Regions from separate parts of the Homo sapiens genome. Here region 1 is linked to region 2. Evidence: read pairs that join two places in POLR2A ChIA-PET (ENCODE). Cell type or tissue: Panc1. All regions are shown on one strand. Each heading gives the region's core, and the rest is flanking DNA. Links, peaks and the distances in the headings are about the cores only. Region 1 holds the start of OR4D11 (olfactory receptor family 4 subfamily D member 11). Region 2 overlaps LOC102723575 (a long non-coding RNA gene).

Region 1 (2,910 bases), core at 222-2,721, 50 kb before region 2:
AATAACTGCAACATTATTTTTATACATTTTTTAAAATTGTAATTTATATAAGTGTATGCATGATTGTATAATAAGATGTCATTTTACATGCATTGGCAATAAACTTGAAATTGTAATATCTCACAAGTTTTCAGACCTAATACTTGAATCTGTTAAGAGAGAGTAAACACTTTCTGAAATAACATTATTTTTTCCAAGATATTCAGGAAAGAGAAAACATGATTCAATGGAGTTGGGAAATGTCACCAGAGTAAAAGAATTTATATTTCTGGGACTTACTCAATCCCAAGACCAGAGTTTGGTCTTGTTTCTTTTTTTATGTCTTGTGTACATGACGACTCTGCTGGGAAACCTCCTCATCATGGTCACCGTGACCTGTGAGTCTCGCCTTCACACCCCCATGTACTTCCTGCTCCGCAATCTAGCCATCCTTGACATCTGCTTCTCCTCCACAACTGCTCCTAAAGTCTTGCTGGACCTTCTGTCAAAGAAAAAGACCATATCCTATACAAGCTGCATGACACAGATATTTCTCTTCCACCTCCTTGGTGGGGCAGACATTTTTTCTCTCTCTGTGATGGCGTTTGACTGCTACATGGCCATCTCCAAGCCCCTGCACTATGTGACCATCATGAGTAGAGGGCAATGCACTGCCCTCATCTCTGCCTCTTGGATGGGGGGCTTTGTCCACTCCATCGTGCAGATCTCCCTGTTGCTGCCTCTCCCTTTCTGTGGACCCAATGTTCTTGACACTTTCTACTGCGATGTCCCCCAGGTCCTCAAACTCACTTGCACTGACACTTTTGCTCTTGAGTTCTTGATGATTTCCAACAATGGCCTGGTCACTACCCTGTGGTTTATCTTCCTGCTTGTGTCCTACACAGTCATCCTAATGACGCTGAGGTCTCAGGCAGGAGGGGGCAGGAGGAAAGCCATCTCCACTTGCACCTCCCACATCACTGTGGTGACCCTGCATTTTGTGCCCTGCATCTATGTCTATGCCCGGCCCTTCACTGCCCTCCCCACAGAAAAGGCCATCTCTGTCACCTTCACTGTCATCTCCCCTCTGCTGAACCCTTTGATCTACACTCTGAGGAACCAGGAAATGAAGTCAGCCATGAGAAGACTGAAGAGAAGACTCGTGCCTTCTGAAAGGGAATAGAAAACAAATCCAGGCCAGGCGCGGTGGCTCACAGCTGTAACCCCAGCACTTTGGGAGGCCAAGGCGGGTGGATCATGAGGTCAAGAGATCGAGACCATCCTGGCCAACATGGTGAAACCCTGTCTCTACTAAAAATACAAAAATTAGCTGGGCATGATGGTGCGCACCTGTAGTCCCAGCTACCAGGAGGCTGAGGCAGGAGAATTACTTGAACCCAGGAGGCAGAGGTTGCAGTGAGCCAAGATTGCGTCACTGCATTCCAGCCTGGCAACACAGCAAGACTCCATCTCAAAAAAAAAAAAAAAAAGAGGCCGGGCGCGGTGGCTCATGCCTGTAATTTTTTTGGGAGGCCGAGGCGGGCAGATCACGAGGTCAGGAGATCGAGACCATCCTGGTTAACACGGTGAAACCTCGTCTCTACTAAAAATACAAAAAATTAGCTGGGCGTGGTGGCAGGCGCCTGTGGTCCCAGCTACTCGGGAGGCTGAGGCAGGAGAATTACTTGAACCCAAGAGGCAGAGGTTGCAGTGAGCCGAGATCGCGCCACTGCATTCCAACCTGGTAACACAGTGAGACTCTGTCTCAAAAAAAAAAAAAAAGAAAAGAAAACAAATTCAGCTCTTCATCACCAAGGACACCTTATATTATTTTTCCCATGAATTCACATTTACATACTCAGATACATTGTCAGTAAACCAACTATACTGACTATGAACAATTTGTCTTCCTATTTCAGTTAGTAGATAACTGATAACCTAAGCTTCTGTGCAGCATGAACTAACTAGTGTTATAGGAGTGAACTGACTGTTACTTTTCCAAAGACCAAGTAACCTTATGTCAATCAAGACAGCTATATGGCAGGCAGATAAGATGATTAAGTCCAACATTTTTTTCAGAAGATAAGGAAATAAAAGCCCAGAGAGATAAAGTGATGTGTTCAAGGTCTTATATTAAGTTAATTACAGAGACATCTTCAGATGCTCAACCCATTGTTCTTCCACCACATGAATGTAATTTATTACATTGTTGGACCTGTCTATACCAAACTATAATCCTGTTCCAGAAGGATCTCATGATCAATGCCTCTGGAGTACATATATGTGGGTATGCATAGCCTATTGCAGATTGAGAAATTGGCCTCTGCTGAATTAAACTAAAGTGGGCTCATGAGCTACTGAGAACTTCATAGGAACATAATGGTTATCCTCCTGGATTCCTATCAAGATTGATGAGGCTTGGGAAGATTTCTCATCATGGCCTAAAGGTATATATCTTAATGCAGAACTAGACATGCCACACATTCTCATGATGAGTTTGGATAAAGGCAAAACTTCAGAAACCACACACATGAAGCAATTTATCTCTACCATCAAAGGACCGATTTTCCAGTTGCAGCCTTACAAGGGTCAGTTTTGCCTTGGCCTCACCATTGAGAATTCACATTTCTTTTCACTGGAAAGAGAGAATGGGAGAGTTTAAGAAGAAAAAACTCTACCCGGTCTATTTTTTCAAACTTCTAGTGTTTGTGAAGAGGCAGTATAGGCTAGTGTTATTATCTGGGAGAGCAGTAAAGCATGGTGGATGAAAGCTCTAATTTCAGAGTCATACAGACCCAGGTATGAATCCTATCTCTGCCATCCACCAGCTGTGCGATCTTGAGCAAGTTATTTCACCTCTCTCTCCAAAGGTCATAGTTCACCTACGCAAAGATTCTCGTTATAATATCCATCTCATGAGGTTGTTGTAAA
Region 2 (2,910 bases), core at 192-2,691:
GATTACCGGCGCGTGCCACCACGCTCGGCTAATTTTTGTATTTTTTTGTAGAGGTGGGATTTCGCCATGTTGGTTAGCCTTCTCTCGAACTCGTGGCCTCAAGCGATTCGCCCGCCTCAGCGTCTCAAAATGTTGGGATTACAGGTGTGAGCCACCGCATCCGGCCTACTTCCCAGTGTTAAGCAGTCCACTACCACACAGTTAACACTTGATACAGTTAAGAGTTTGAGACTTTTGGTCTGTGTTTGGTGCCTATCAAGCTGGTCAGTCCCAGAACAGGAAACGCATCTTCATGCTCTTATTCATTCAAAGCTGTACTCAGTGACCAGTGTTACTCAGTTACTGTACTCAGTAACTCAGTGTACCTGGCACTTTTGTAAGAAGTGGAGGTTCACCGGGCGTGGTGGCTCACGCCTATAATCCCAGCACTTTGGGACACCGAGGCGGGTGGATCGCGAGGTCAGGAGTTCGCGACCAGCCTGGCCAGCATGGTGAAACCCCGTCTCTACTAAAAATACAAAAATTAGCCGGGCATGGTGGCGTGCGCCTTTAATCCTGGCTACTAAGGAGGCCGAGGAAGGAGAATAGCTTGACCTCAGGAGGCGGAGGTTGCAGTGAGCTGAGATTGCGCCACTGCACTCCAGCCTGGGCGACAGAGCGAGACTCCGTCTCAAAAAAAAAAAAAAGAAGAAGAAAAAAAAGAAGTGGAGGTTCAGAGGTTTGGAAAGAAACAGACCAAAGGCTCATAACCCCGTGGGACTGACCTCACGAGACACAGGCACCTCCTTTCCAAGGGGTCTGGTTTTAGTTTTCTTCCTTGAGCCGAGGCTTGCCATCTGATGCCTAGGGATCCACATCTTCATTTGTGAAAACTGCACCTGTCAAATTTGTGATTTTTCAATACCAACAACTCCCATCCAAAACAATGAGGCAAGGAGGGAGTCCCGCAGAGGAGGAAGTGTGTGATTTAACCCTTTTCTTCTGGCTCTTTATAGAAAAACTTCAAAGGAAGCTTTGATCTAAGGTGCCACTTCTGCCATCCCAGAAGCATGGAATATTTTGTTAATAACAAATCATATTTTTCCCAGCACTTTGGGAGGCTGAGGCAGGCGGATCACGTGAAGTCAAGAGTTCCAGACCAGCCTGACCAACATGGTGAAACCCCGTGTCTACTAAAAATACAAAAATTAGCCGGGCATGGTGGCGGGCGCCTGTAGTCCCAGCTACTCAGGAGGCTGAGGCAGGAGAATCGCTTGAACCCGAGAGGAGGAGGTTGCAGTGAGCCGAGGTCGCGCCATTGCACTCCAGCCTGGGCGACAAAAAAAGAAAAAAAAGAAAAAAGAAAGAAAGAAAGAAAGGAAGGAAGGAGAAAGAAAAAGAAAGAAAGAAAGAAAGAAAGAAAGAAAGAAAGAAAGAAAGAAAGAAAGAAAAAAAGAAAGAAAAGAAAGAAAGAAGAAAGAAAAGAAAAGAAAAAGAAAATAGTGAAAACGTCCTCTCACAGGCTTCATTGCCATTCCTCAAAATGTAGCCTTTTTATCAGGTTATTTTCTATCTTTATAGACCTTCCATGTATACGCAAACAAGATTTATATATAATTATATGTATTATTAAAGGATATATGTTTATATATGCTCATATACAGAAATGCTTTAATTTCTTTCTTTTTTTTTTTTTTTTTTTTTTTTTTTTTTGAGACGGAGTCTCTCTCTGTCGCCCAGGCTGGAGTGCAGTGGCTCGATCTCTGCTCACTGCAAGCTCCGCCTCCTGGGTTCACACCATTCTCCTGCCTCAGCCTCCCGAGTAGGTGGGACTACAGGCACCCGCCACCACGCCTGGCTAATTTTTTTTTTTTTTTTTTTTTTGTATTTTTTAGTAGAGACGGGGTTTCACTGTGTTAGCCAAGACAGTCTTGATCTCCTGACCTAATGATCCTCCCGCCTCGGCCTCCCAAAGTGCTGGGATTACAGGCGTGAGCCACAATGCCCAGCTTAATTCTCTTTCAAGGGATCCAATGCTTTAAGAAATGAGATGGCAAAGAAGTTATGAAGAAACAGGTCGAATTATAGAATTGACTAATTAGGTACGTCTGGGACACAGCTACCAAGGTAACAGACTCCCTAAAAAGATAAAATCCAGCCTGTAGCTTGCCTGATCAAAATCTTTCAATGGATGCTTTAGCTAAATGGTCAGATGCCCAAGGTTAGTAAATATCATCATTTTCCATTTGCTCTTCCCTCGGCTAGAAACCTCTTTCCAAGTCTTCAGGTGCCCAGTCGCTATCCACAGCTCGGTTCAGGCATCATCACTCCCTGGAAAACTTGGCTCTTAATTCGGGTGCCGACCAAGTCCTCCGGGGTCCGCAAAGGCTGGCATCCCACCACCAACGCGCGTGACTAGGGTCTTCTGTTTTGCGCGTCTTCCAGTTCCACTGAGGGCCGAGACTTTGTCTTTGCGGCCCCAGTACTTGCTTAGTTCCGAGAGTGCGGTTTGCACTCAGTAAGTAGCCACTTACTGAGTCCAATCGATTATTGGAAACCTAATTTTTCATCACTGCTTCTCCCACAAGAAGCTCTAGGACTGACTCCTCAAAGACCAAAACTGGAATTAGCAATCCCGCTGTTTACCCGGAGGCCCGGTCAAATGTCTTAAATCTGGGAGGATTCCTCCTGGGAAATTCCAGTAAGGGCGCGGAGCAGGTCAGGAAGGAGGTTACTTTTTGGGTCTTTATCGTCTATGATGGGAGAAAAGGAGAAATGAAGACTCGATTTTGCTGAACGCCTGCTCATTGTCAATTTTGCCGGTTCATCTCTCAAGAAATCAGCAAAAAGACTCAGAATTGTAATCGCGAAGGGAAAGAATGCGGCCACGTGGCCTATTTTCCTGTGGATAGACTAAGCAAACGCTTTTCT

The links. Peaks named below come from ENCODE experiments on the same cell type or tissue, not always from the same donor. Only the 100,000 strongest peaks of a DNase experiment are listed, where the experiment ranks them.
Region 1: POLR2A ChIA-PET joins it to region 2 with 6 read pairs; 5 of 35 experiments call an interaction of 5 or more read pairs at or near these places.

Annotation. Positions count from the first base shown.
Region 1 is chr11:59,503,350-59,506,259 of GRCh38, forward strand. It overlaps OR4D11 (olfactory receptor family 4 subfamily D member 11), which reads left to right and starts at 227. Exons shown (of 1, transcript NM_001004706.1): 1 at 227-1,162. The coding sequence starts at 227. The coding sequence ends at 1,162. In Panc1, for the core only: no CTCF peak of the experiment used is centred there; no DNase peak of the experiment used is centred there.
Region 2 is chr11:59,553,513-59,556,422 of GRCh38, forward strand. All of the region lies in intron 3 of LOC102723575 (a long non-coding RNA gene), which reads left to right. Among named protein-coding and RNA genes, the nearest start is that of TRK-TTT5-1, 1.5 kb to the right of the region's middle. RefSeq lists silencers at 2,844-2,893, 2,877-2,910. In Panc1, for the core only: no CTCF peak of the experiment used is centred there; no DNase peak of the experiment used is centred there; H3K4me3 peaks cover 962 bases; H3K27ac peaks cover 795 bases.